Regions from separate parts of the Homo sapiens genome. Here all the other regions are linked to region 2. Evidence: chromatin contacts called from ENCODE Hi-C or POLR2A ChIA-PET data. All regions are on one chromosome and are shown on one strand. Each heading gives the region's core, a stretch centred on a gene start or an enhancer-like site at or near the end of the contact. The rest is flanking DNA. Distances are from core to core; before and after follow the strand shown.

Evidence for each region. Hi-C counts contacts between places; a loop is a spot of excess contacts on that map. ChIA-PET counts read pairs that join two places held with the same protein, here RNA polymerase II (POLR2A). Pooled maps may share reads with other maps.
Region 1: a loop to region 2 is called in a map of CD4-positive, alpha-beta T cell, with 3 times the contacts of the local background. The contact joins the promoter of CLIC4 here to the promoter of PNRC2 in region 2. A Hi-C loop is called at or near these places in 3 of 168 maps with a recorded cell type or tissue (CD4-positive, alpha-beta T cell, CD4-positive, alpha-beta memory T cell and naive thymus-derived CD4-positive, alpha-beta T cell), 4 of 37 single-sample maps with no recorded cell type and 12 of 50 pooled maps. POLR2A ChIA-PET finds 5 or more read pairs at or near these places in 1 of 52 experiments (GM12878).
Region 3: a loop to region 2 is called in a map of CD8-positive, alpha-beta T cell, with 7 times the contacts of the local background. The contact joins the enhancer-like site here to the promoter of PNRC2 in region 2. A Hi-C loop is called at or near these places in 1 of 168 maps with a recorded cell type or tissue (CD8-positive, alpha-beta T cell) and 5 of 50 pooled maps. POLR2A ChIA-PET finds 5 or more read pairs at or near these places in 2 of 52 experiments (CD8-positive, alpha-beta memory T cell and OCI-LY7).
Region 4: a map of CD8-positive, alpha-beta T cell shows a loop between it and region 2 (15-fold over the local background). The contact joins the promoter of RCAN3AS here to the promoter of PNRC2 in region 2. A Hi-C loop is called at or near these places in 3 of 168 maps with a recorded cell type or tissue (B cell, CD8-positive, alpha-beta T cell and naive thymus-derived CD4-positive, alpha-beta T cell) and 8 of 50 pooled maps. POLR2A ChIA-PET finds 5 or more read pairs at or near these places in 4 of 52 experiments (HEK293, activated CD4-positive, alpha-beta T cell, activated CD8-positive, alpha-beta T cell and 1 more).

What each region holds. Positions count from the first base shown.
Region 1 is chr1:24,744,015-24,746,714 of GRCh38, reverse strand. It overlaps CLIC4 (chloride intracellular channel 4), which reads right to left and starts at 1,268. Exons shown (of 6, transcript NM_013943.3): 1 at 1,090-1,268. The coding sequence starts at 1,161. RefSeq lists silencers at 697-856, 957-1,666 and enhancers at 748-1,353, 1,354-1,959.
Region 2 is chr1:23,958,492-23,961,191 of GRCh38, reverse strand. It overlaps PNRC2 (proline rich nuclear receptor coactivator 2), which reads right to left and starts at 1,364. Exons shown (of 3, transcript NM_017761.4): 1 at 1,194-1,364; 2 at 58-263. RefSeq lists enhancers at 1,098-1,367, 2,268-2,327, 2,506-2,700 and silencers at 1,568-1,677, 2,088-2,187.
Region 3 is chr1:24,535,384-24,538,083 of GRCh38, reverse strand. It overlaps RCAN3 (RCAN family member 3), which reads right to left. Exons shown (of 5, transcript NM_013441.4): 5 at 1-2,700. Among named protein-coding and RNA genes, the nearest start is that of NCMAP-DT, 19 kb to the left of the region's middle. RefSeq lists enhancers at 1,536-1,625, 1,452-2,101, 2,102-2,700. Within about 2 kb of position 1,408, at least 14 of the 41 ENCODE cell types and tissues checked have a DNase peak (open chromatin) inside an H3K27ac peak, as active enhancers do; they include CD8-positive, alpha-beta T cell and OCI-LY7, where a contact is called at or near this core.
Region 4 is chr1:24,501,104-24,503,803 of GRCh38, reverse strand. It overlaps RCAN3AS (RCAN3 antisense RNA), which reads left to right and starts at 1,422. Exons shown (of 2, transcript NR_144360.1): 1 at 1,422-1,456. RCAN3 (RCAN family member 3) reads right to left here and starts at 968. Exons shown (of 5, transcript NM_013441.4): 1 at 654-968. RefSeq lists silencers at 626-1,125, 1,407-1,579 and an enhancer at 2,183-2,282.

The DNA.
Region 1 (2,700 bases), core at 19-2,518, 790 kb before region 2:
TTAAACACATCCTGAAATGTCCTTTCTTTAAAGTAAAAACTCGGGGAAAAAAAAGAACCCAATAGTTCTAGATGACCATTTACTTTCCGGTATGTTGCCTAGCTCTGAATGAGCCTGGCTTTTTAAGTGGCTGGAAGAAGCTCAAAGTGTTTTTTTTAAGTTTTGAGGGAAGGAGCTGGATCCAGATGTTTATAACTTCGACTCTCTCCTTTGCTAAAATAAAAAGTATTAAAGAGAAAAGCAAAGGAAGAGGGGTAGTATGTGTAAGCAAATAAATTCCACACATGAAAGCTGAAGACACAAGGGAAAACCAACCCTTTAAAGCCCAAGCAAGTTAAGAATTCTCTCCCTCAATTTCTTTCAAAACAAAAGGGCACACACAATCCTTCCCGAAGCAGCAACGCCGGGGGGAGAAGCCAAAATGTTGCATCATACAGAACACTCCGCGCTTGAGAAACGAGAAAGCCAGTAAATGCCCAAGACAGAAAAACACAAGTTGGGAATCTCGGTCTTTTCCGAAGGTCCAAGAGCACCTGCTCTTTGGTAAATTTGTTTAAGATTGCATCGAAAATTAAAGTTTCCGTTTCAGACCAGTGGGGAGCAAATGCTTTTTCAAAAACGCGTTCAAAGAAGTTCGTTTGAAAGCTCATCGGGCGGCGGGCCGCAGTTCGGGCTCCGGGCGGCGGACCGGAGCGCTGGGGAGCGGGTGGGGCCGGGCCCCGGCGCCCGGGCGGGGGGTGGTGACAGGACCCGCGCGCGCCCGGCGCTGGGGCCCCGGGGCAGGCAAGTCCCGCCCGTGGGCTCTTCCCGACCCACCCGGGCGCGGGACGCTGGTCTGGCGTCCGCCGATGCCTACGCGCTGGAGACGGTGGCCGCCGCCCGGGTCCCCAACCCGGACCCCTCGACGGGCCCTCGGAGGCGGGAAGGCGCGGGCGGCCCCCAGACAATGGGCCGGGGGCGCGGGTGCCCGCAGCGGGACGGGTGCTGGCGCCGAGCGGGGGCGCCTCAGGAGAGCCCCGGGACGCCGCTCCCCGCAGCCGGGAGGGAGCCGGGGGATCTGCCGGGCGGGACCGCGAGGCGAGCGCTCACCTTGACGAAGAGCTCGATGAGGGGCTCTTTGTCCTCCTCCTTCAGCCCATTCAGCGGCATCGACAACGCCATGGCCGGCTCGGCTGCGCTCCGCGAACGGCGAGGGCTGCTGCTGCTGCTGCTGCTTCTGCTCCGGGACTGCTCCGGCTGCCGGTTCCCGCCGTGCTGCTCGCTGGACTGTCCGGCGTCGAGCTGGCCACGGCTTCAGCTCCTCAGCACCGCCCCACGCCCCCCGCGCCACTCTGAGCCAGCCGCAGCCCGAGCCGCTTCAAACGGCTGGGAGGGGCGCCGGGGGCGGGGCCTCGGGCTGTAGGCAGGGCCAAGGCGCGGCGCCTCGGGACTCTCCGGGGAAAATAAGGCGGCAGGAGCACGGGGGCGTGGCCTCGAGCGGGGAAGGCGGAGGGACCGCTCCGGAGCCGAAGAAAGGACCTCTGCGGCGCCCCACAGCTGGTAGGGGGCGTGGCCTTGGTGGGCGGTACAAAGCTCAGGCTCTGGCGGGCGGGACCCGGGTACGCCTCTCTAGGGGACTGGTGCGGGGGGGAAAGGAGGGGAGGAATTCCCCAGGGGCCCGAGCCTGACACTGCCTCCCGCCGCAGCGCCTGCGCGTCCTCCGCAGCTGCTGCTGTTGCTGTGCCAGGTGACCTCATGCCTCGGCCGCCCTGGGGAAGCTAGGAGGCGCCTCCTACCCACTCCCCCGCTGCAGCACCCCAGGACTCATCGCCCTTTCCCGCAGCGGCTACCTCCCCAAGTCCCTCTATTACGCGGAGTTGCCTTTTCCAAGACAACTTACTGGAAAGTTTTCATCGCCTGGGGAACACCTTTTTCTTCTGCCTCTGACTTCGTTTTTCCCTTTGACGCTCCTGATCGTTTCGATCTTGGCAGCCAGCATATTCACAAATATATATATATATATATATATTTTTTTTTTTTTTTTTTTTGAGACGGAGTCTGGCTCTATCGCCTAGGCTGGAGTGCAGTGGCGCGATCTCGGCTCACTGCAAACTCTGCCCCGGGTTCACGCCATTCTCCTGCCTCAGCCTCCCAAGTAGCTGGGACTACAGGCACCCGCCACCGCGCCCGGCTAATTTTTGTATTTTTAGTAGAGACGGGGTTTCACCGTGTTAGTCAGGATGGTCTCGATCTCCTGACCTCGTGATCCGCCCGCCTCGGCCTCCCAAAGTGCTGGGATTACAGGCGTGAGCCACCGCGCCGGGCGCATATTCACAAATATTTATGAAACCTTACTGTGTTTCAGGCTCTGAGCTAGCCCTTGGAGAGTAACAACTCCCAAAGCTCAAGATCTTGAACTGCAATCTCAGTGCCTGCAGGCCACTAAGGACTTCCAAGTCGTTGTCCATCTTGTTCCCCACTGCCCACACCCATTTCTTCCCCCCGGCTCACCTGTCAAATTTGAGTGTGCATCAGAATCACCTAGGTGCTACACGCAGCCCCGCTTTTTGTGTTTCCCAGATCCTCTGGGAAAAAGAGAAATCCACATCTTAGCAAGCACCAGGACAATTCTGAAGTAGGTGGTCCGCAAACCAGTTAAACTGCCCTGGGATTTAAGCCCCCGAGGGCAAGAGCTGTGCTTGCCTTGAGATTGTAGGCACC
Region 2 (2,700 bases), core at 115-2,614:
AAAACAATTGGTTTAGGATGGTTCCATCATAAAATGTTTGCCCATTATGATGATTACCTTTCAGTCTGCTTTTCAGATTGCAGGATCTCCACTACCTGTCCTCTTCCTTGCTGCCAAGCCCAAGATAACAAGTGTTGCTTTCTGACAGATCCCTTCCTTTGTCTCAATACAGAAGTTTTCATGGGCCGATCTGCTGAGTTCAGCCTAGGAGCTGAGGCCAACATCTGAGTCTCCTCAGCACACAAGTTTGAGAGAAGTCCTAGCTAGAAAAGTAAAGATTACTTCATTATTTCAAAAACACGTTGAGAAAGTGATCATTTAGATTTACTACGAAAATCGTTGACTGTAAAGAAGGCTACTTCCTGAACTAAAAGGTAGAAAATTTCTCGTAAGATGGCTTTCTTTGACCTTATAACCACGACCATTTAAAAAAACTCTTCACCCTTGAGATCCAGTCACTCCTGGGGAATTTTTGTAAGTGTCTCCAAGTCCCGCAATAAGTTTTATCTTTATCTTTTTCCTGGGAAAGACCTTCAGATTCTCTCGCGTATAAAATCAAGGAAGTGTTAAATGTTGAGTCATATCAAAAAATTGGCTTCAGGCGGATTTTCTAAAGAGACCGTGTTTTTAAACTCCCACCAGAATTTTCCAATCTTTCCACACATGTCACATCCATTTTCAGTCTCTTGGAACATGTAGACATCACGCAGTGTTTCCTTTGGTTATGAACGCTCTCGCCTCCTCCCCGTCTTAAAATAAGTTCTCACAAGCCCTAACAGTCTAAGCCCATCTTAAATATATAAAAATGTCTCCCTAGAGGGAACAGCTTAACTTTCAAGGTTTGGTTTTAATTTGATGTTCCAAGAAAATAAGTTACCAAATAGTTAAGCCCCCTCCTTTCAAAGGGGTAAGAGAGCTTTCCAAACAGATAAACAACCCTAAATAAATTGCCATTTCCGGACTGTGAGTAATTCCCAACTCGAACCCGGAAAACGCCTCCTCCGACGCCACAAGGGCTTGGCTTCCCAGTGGCCCCATCTCTCCGGAGCCGCAGGGGTCGCGGCGCTGCGACCGCCCGTGACCGCCCGCGCCCGCCCGGGTTACCCGGATCTCGCCTCCGCTCGCCTCCTTCCTCCAACAATGGGGAGCGCGGCCACCAACATGGCCGCGCCCTTAGCGCAGCCGCTACTTACTGACTTCAAGCTCGGAACTAACGCGGCAGCGGCTCCCTCTCGACGTCGAAGCCTCCCTCCCTTTCCAGGGAGAGACGAGGCACGGACCGACAAAGCCCACGAACACCGATGAGCGAGCTGCCGGCCACCCCAGCTTCTACAACCCGACCTTCTCCTTCTGCCTCTACCGACAAAATGGAGTCGGCAGCGACTGCAGAAGCAGGGCCGGGAGGCTCCGCGGCCAATCAAAACACGACAGCGCGGGCCTGGCCAATGAGAAGCGGGCCGCCGCCTGTTGCTGGGGCTGGCCGGGGGCGAAGGCGCGGAGGTGGGGCTGCAGAGGGTTTGAAATCTGCCCGGGGAGGAGGAGCATGCCGGGAGTAACTGCTCGGTCCACCGGTGTCTTAGTCCTTTCTCCGGCGGCCTCTCCGCGCCCCTGGCCCGCCGAGGCCCCGGCCGCTAGCTCTCGGCTCTTCCTACCGCTCGGCTCTCGTGCGCGCGGGCTCGCCGCCCTTGGGACTGCCCTGGGGGAAAAGACTGACCGGCGGGGGACGTTTGGTTCTCGAATTAGGGCCACTGAGTCCTGTAGCCTGTATTGACAGATGGAAGATACTCCGGAAAGCCTCTTGCCAGGGCGCAGCCCCCTCCCGCCTCGGGCCTCGGCTTCTGGGTCGCCTCTCTCCCACACCCACAACTCCGCGTCCGAAGCCGGCGCCTCCCCGCGGTTCCCTCCAGTGCCCCCACCCTCCAGCCCCGCAATTACTCAAAAGTTGCCTCCCTGTGAAGGCGGTTCAGACACACGCGGGCAAGTCAGTCACTTCCTGCTTGGTGGCCCCATTGGTCCTTAAGTTCAATTAGAGCCCTTTACGCGCCGTGTTACCGTTTCCTGTGGCTGCAGCTCTCCCCACCCACACACCCTCGAGGGCCACAACCGGTTAGGTTTTGTTTCTCTGAGCACAGCGCCTTCGCGCGTTGTAAGTGCACAGTAAGTTTGCTGAAAGAATGAGGACTGCTCTCCTCCCCTTTCTGCCCCACTTGTAAGTGAAAAAGGGGAAGAAAGAGAATATTGTTCAGTTGATTATGCCAGCCAGATGCAGGTAAGGGGAAAATGGCAATTTCTTTGGAGTAAATGTATAAGTAACCCAATGTGAATCTTTTAAAAGAGCACTAATTTCAATGAGCGTGAATAATTCTGGGCCAAACGGTACAAAATCAGTCTCATTCACAGTTTGTTCGTGTATACACATATATACCCAAGTTTACGTTACAGAATTTATATTTACCAACTTTTTATAAATCTCATGTAATTCGTTATTTTTGAGACGGAGTCTCCTTCTGTCGCCCAGGCTGGAGTGCAGTGGCACAATCTCGGCTCACTGCAACCTCCGCCTCCTGGGCTCAAGCGATTCTCCTGCCTCAGCCTCCTGAGTAGTTGGGATTACAGGCGCCTGCCACCACACCCTCCTAATTTTTGTATTTTTAGTAGAGACAGGATTTCATCATGTTGGCCAGGCTGGTCTCAAACTCC
Region 3 (2,700 bases), core at 159-2,658, 580 kb before region 2:
TTCTGTGACTATCCTTGTTAAGTGTTACGGTTTTCTAATCCTTCACAAATGTTTTTTTCCCAACACAAAGCACCATTATCTTTCCTCACAATTTTCAACATAGTTTGATTCCCATGAAGAGGTTATGATTTCTAAAGAAAACATGGCTACTATACTATCAATCAGGGTTAAATCTTTTTTTTTTGAGACGGAGTTTCGCTCTTGTTGCCGAGGCTGGAGTGCGATGGCGTGATCTCGGCTCACCGCAACCTCCGTCTCCCGGTTCAGGAAATTCTCCTGCCTCAGCCTCCCAAGTAGCTGGGATTACAGGCATGTGCCACCATGCCAGGCTAATTTTGTATTTTTTAAGTAGAGACAGGATTTCACCATGTTGGTCAGGCTGGTCTTGAACTCCTGACCTCAGGTGGATCCACCCACCTTGGCCTCCCAAAGTGCTGGGATTATGGTGTGAGCCACCACACCTGGTCCTATCAGGGTTAAATCCAAGTAATAACTCAATTTCAAAAAAATTGCAGAAAAGCCTATTAAAAGAAAAAAAAAACCATGAGACTTATCTCTTGTAAATTTGTTACATGAACTAGATATTAAACAGCCAAAAAAGGACAGCGATGATAGTATCTGTTAAGATCCTGGTTCATTTCACAATATGAAAAAGTTGATGGGTACTTAGTAGCTTTTTTAAAAAAATTCATTTTATTATATTATACTAGAAAAATGAAAATATTAATACTTTCCATTCAGAAAAGCTTAAATGACTCGTCTCTAATTTTGGTTTAAAGTTTTCTTCAATTTATTCAAGGCTCTCAAAAAAAAAATAGAAAAGCACTGTAATTTGCACTGCTTGACTGTAAAATGTTTTATGTGTTAGGAATAGAATATTCTTTAATGGGCAGGCAGAGAATGAAAGCCAAGCCAAATAACAAAATCTCATGGGTTTTGATCACTTAGAAAATTACAGTGAATCAATATTACCTAAAAGGAAATTCAAAAAATTCCCAATTGTTGATAATACATGTCTCCTGGCATACAGGGTCCATCTTGCAGTAAAAAATGGGCACAATGCTGAGTTCAGAACTGCAGAGTAAATTTATTGGGTGGTTGTCGGTTAAAATGACAAATGATGATCTGAATTCAATACATTAAATTGCTGATAGAATTGCAAATTTCAACTGAATTTACATTGAGGCCTAGCAGTGGTAGTTGGCTACAACTGGAACAGTTTATCACCTCAGGGTATTTGAGGGCAAGGAAGATACAGAAAAAAAAAAAATTAGGGGTATGCAACACAGTTTAAGTGCTCAGAAATAAATTTTACCACAGTGAGAACGAAACCACAATGACATGTTACTAACACTGTGCAGACGTCATGGTTGAATGCCTGCGTTCTGTTCCTTCCTGGTGGCAGCCGCCTTGGTTCATTAGTTCTCATGTTTGCAGCTCCTTCACATGCCCCGGAGCTTCCCAAGTGTGCCACTCAAAGGAAACAGCACAGTGAGTGGAGGCCAGCAGACCCACCCGGCCCAAAACAGAGCCTTCTCAGTTATGAGACTTTTCTACAGAAGGGACTTCAAAGTCTAAACAGACCAGAGAGAGTTAAAAAGATCCTGCTGCTTCTTAGGGAAGTTCAAAGGTACATTCTGACACCTAAGTGGGAAACAATTCTGTTTTAGGAAAAGTGCCAACTGCAATCCGGGTACAAAATTTCAACAAAAAGAAAAGTAAAACTGAATGATCTCCCCCTCATTCCCTAATTCATAGAAAAATAGTAGGTGTGACTTTTGTTTCAAAGCAAGCTGAAAAATGGTTAAATGGACAATTTACAAATGGTCTTCAGAAAACCTTATCATTACCTTTTCTAGTTGAAAGTCCATGAATGACATACATAAACGTACACATCATAGCCAAAAAACTCAAGAACTAGTGGTTAACAAGATACTGGAAAAGGTGAAGGATAAAAACTGGTGAATGAAGGTAGCTGGGTGGTCTACAGGCTAGAACACGGTCACGAACGGCAGAATGCAGTAGCCACCTGCGATCCTAATCATTCAAGCTTACTGGTGATACGTCCCACTTCTAAAGTGGCCGTCCTTCCTGGGCAGCCATGTCTGGAGGGCGCCACATCAGGAATGAGGGCCTGTGCATTGCTTTGTCCCAAATTCCAGATAAGAGCAACATGTGGGTGGATCTGTGTCGTAAGACTCATCCTCAAAGTGGATTTGGCATTTCTTCCCCAAAGCTAATTGAACAAATACTTGAGAACCATGATTTCTATGAATTATTCTGTATTTCTGGTTTCTTTTCCTGCAAAAAATTTCATGTATACTGAGTAACAACCTTTGATCGATTTATTAATTAGAAGCTATTTATACCAGTAGAAAAATACCCACAAACAATTAAAATTATAAGACTATTTTTAAATTCATAAAAATGGTACTGTACTGGGTGTGACTACATTTCCAGTTTTTGGTGTCTCATGTGATACAGAATCAGGAGGACTTACATGGCTGGAGGGGAGGGGAGCTGTTTTCCTAATTTGTTACTATTTAAAAATGGTTAAGGGTGGCCACATCTTGGGGGCTTCTCCTTTAATGTAAAGTCCCTTTTGGAATATCACTTAAAATCTGGGACAGGTCAAATCAGCTGCTACTCTACACGACCGTGTCTGCAGTACAGGCGTGGTGAGAAGACCTATACCTCACT
Region 4 (2,700 bases), core at 173-2,672, 540 kb before region 2:
GCTTTCAGCACTACAGGAAAACATCACTTTAAATAATCCTTGTTTGTATCTGAAACACGGATCTGGATTGCTTCCTACACTAGAATCCTAATCTCTAAAGGAGATGATCAGATTTTGCACGGAAGCTAGAAGAATCAACCTGGAACAGATCACTCCTGCCCTACCTGTCCAGGCGGCGGACAGAAGCAGACAGACAAGTTTCAAGAAGTTAGGGAGTCACTAATGCGATGGTGATCCACGCACCGTGGGGGAAGCGGGGCAAGGGAGAAAGACAGGGGGCTTCCACCTTCCAGGCGCCCCTACACCGCTCCTGCCTTCACAGGCAGGCTGGGCCTGTCGGCTTTTCAAAAGGTCAAACACACTTGGTGGGAGAAAATCGTTGGTGGAGAAGACAAAACATTTTTGTTTTGTTTTCCGGGACACCACCCTCGAGGCTGCCAGACTAGACCCCGCGCGCGAGAAGGGTGCGGCGGGAGGCGAGGTCGCGGGAGGCGAGGTCGCGCGCGGTAGCATCTCCCGGTCCCGCGGCTCGGAGTGCCCACCCCTCCCGGACTTCTCGGGGCGGCTTTTTTTTTTTTTTTTTTTTTTTTAACTTTTCATGCACCACCCCCCCCACCCGCCCCGCCCCGCCCCGCCCCGCGCTGGGTGCAAACCTGCTGGAGAGGCCGGGCGCCGTGGGGCCTCACCTGCACGCCCCGCCGCCGCAGGACGGGAGCCGGGAGGGCAGCGGACGGGCCCGGGCTGCCCGACGGGGCTGCGGGGAGCCGGACGGCGCGAGCTGCGGGGCCTCTGGGAGCCTGGTGGGCGGCGGGCGGGGCCGAAGGCAGAGCCGGGAGCCGCCTGCAGCAGCAGCCTCGCCGCCACGCCCTCGACGCCGGCGAGAGCGGCCCCCTGGGCTGGGACTAGGGCGGTGTCCCGGCTGAGCTAGGCTGCCGGCGCCGCGCGCCCGCCTCGTCCCCTCCTGTTCTGGCAGGGCGCGCGCACGGCGGCGCAGGCGCCAGAGCCCAGGACAAGGCGGGGACCCGGGCGGGGACCGGGGCGGGGGCGCGCGGGGGCCGGGGTGGGGGTGTCTCGCCGCGCGCGCCCTCCTCCCGCTCCTCCGGGTTCCTGGTCCCCAGCCTGTGGGGGGCTTGGGCTGTAGCGCTGGGGCGGGGGCTTTAGATCACCCCGAAAACAGGACCTCTGGCGACCTTCTCGTTTTCCACCGGGAGCGGAGAGAGCCGATCTCCTTTTCCTGCTAGCCCCGTAGGACAGTCCCCGGAGCAGCTCATAGGAATATGACGAACGTTTACTCAGGGCTGGTTACTATGTACACTGCGCCCCGCGCGCGGCGAGTTTACCTCGGTTCACCTCCCGGCAACCGGCGGCCCGGATATTATCAGATGCTGTGGGCTTCCCGGCGCCTCATTGCCCGAGGAGAGGCGGCCGCAGGTAGCTGAGCTGGAGCTAGCACAAGGTGTGGGACGGCACAGGCTGGGTCCCGCCCTGGCGGGTACAACCCTCTTCCCCTTACCCACTCCTTCCCCTCCCCTCCCATCCCCTCCCCTCCTCTCCTCCCCACTCGTGCTCTTCTCCCTCCTCCCGCTCTCCCTCCTCCTCTTACTCCTCTTCACCCTATGCCCTATCTACCGTTGTCATACAATCCACATGTTTAATGCTTTCTTTTTCGTGTAAAAACCCTTCCACGCAGTCTTGCTTGTCTCCGACGCCTTAGGAGACCATGGGACATGATTACAACTATTACGCAAAGGGAAGAGCCGGGGTCTAAGCTGTTGAGCGAGTTTCAGTGATAGGACCGAGGCTTACATTGGCAGGTATTATTACCACCAATAACAACTATGATGACAAAGCTCCTGAGCCCAACTTGGAAGGCAGCTGGTGTCTCTTCCCTTAGCCGGCAGAGAAGGAAGCAGGGTCACACAGCAGGGAAAATAACTGGGCTCATCTCCCACCTACAAGGACGCGCAGTCACGCAGTGGTGCGCACCCGTAGTCCCAGCTAACTCAGGAGGCAGAGGTGGGAGGATCGGTTGAGGCCAGGAGTCTGAGACCAGCCTGGACAGCATAGCAAGACTCCGTCTCAAAAAAAAAAAAAAAAAGGAATGTGCAGTTAGAAGAAAATCAGCTCTCATTACCCACTCAAGACCTTTCAGAGGCAAAGTGAGGCACAGTGAAGCTTAACATCAAAGGCACTCAGCGCCTGCATCATGGGGCAGGAAGATGGACTAAAATGTGTACAGCACATCTAATCCCTGTTAGATGTAAACTAAGAAATCAGGGTTGGATTATGACCCCAAGGGCTCCCCAGCAGTTGAGCCCAGCATAGTCACCGAGGTATGTCCAGCAGATCGCCCCTCCTACTTCCTGCTTGCTGCTTCTGTGGTTCCTGCTGCCTCCAACCGTGCTGCTCCTGCTCCCCATCTTGTCTTAAACTAAGTTCTTCACTTTCATTCGTTTAACTAATATTGATGGCAAGCTGCTTCTTTTGTCAAGGTCACTCTAAGGACTATAGTAATTATTTTTTCTCTAAATTCCTCTAACACAGCAACTTTTGCAAAAATTGAGGGTTGTTTTTTTTTTTTTTTTTGGTGTTTTTTTGTTTGTTTTGAGATGGGTCTGCTCTGTTGCCTAGGTTGGAGTGCAGTGGCACAATCATAGCCTCAACCATCCAGGCTCAAGTGATCCTCCCATCTCAGCCTCC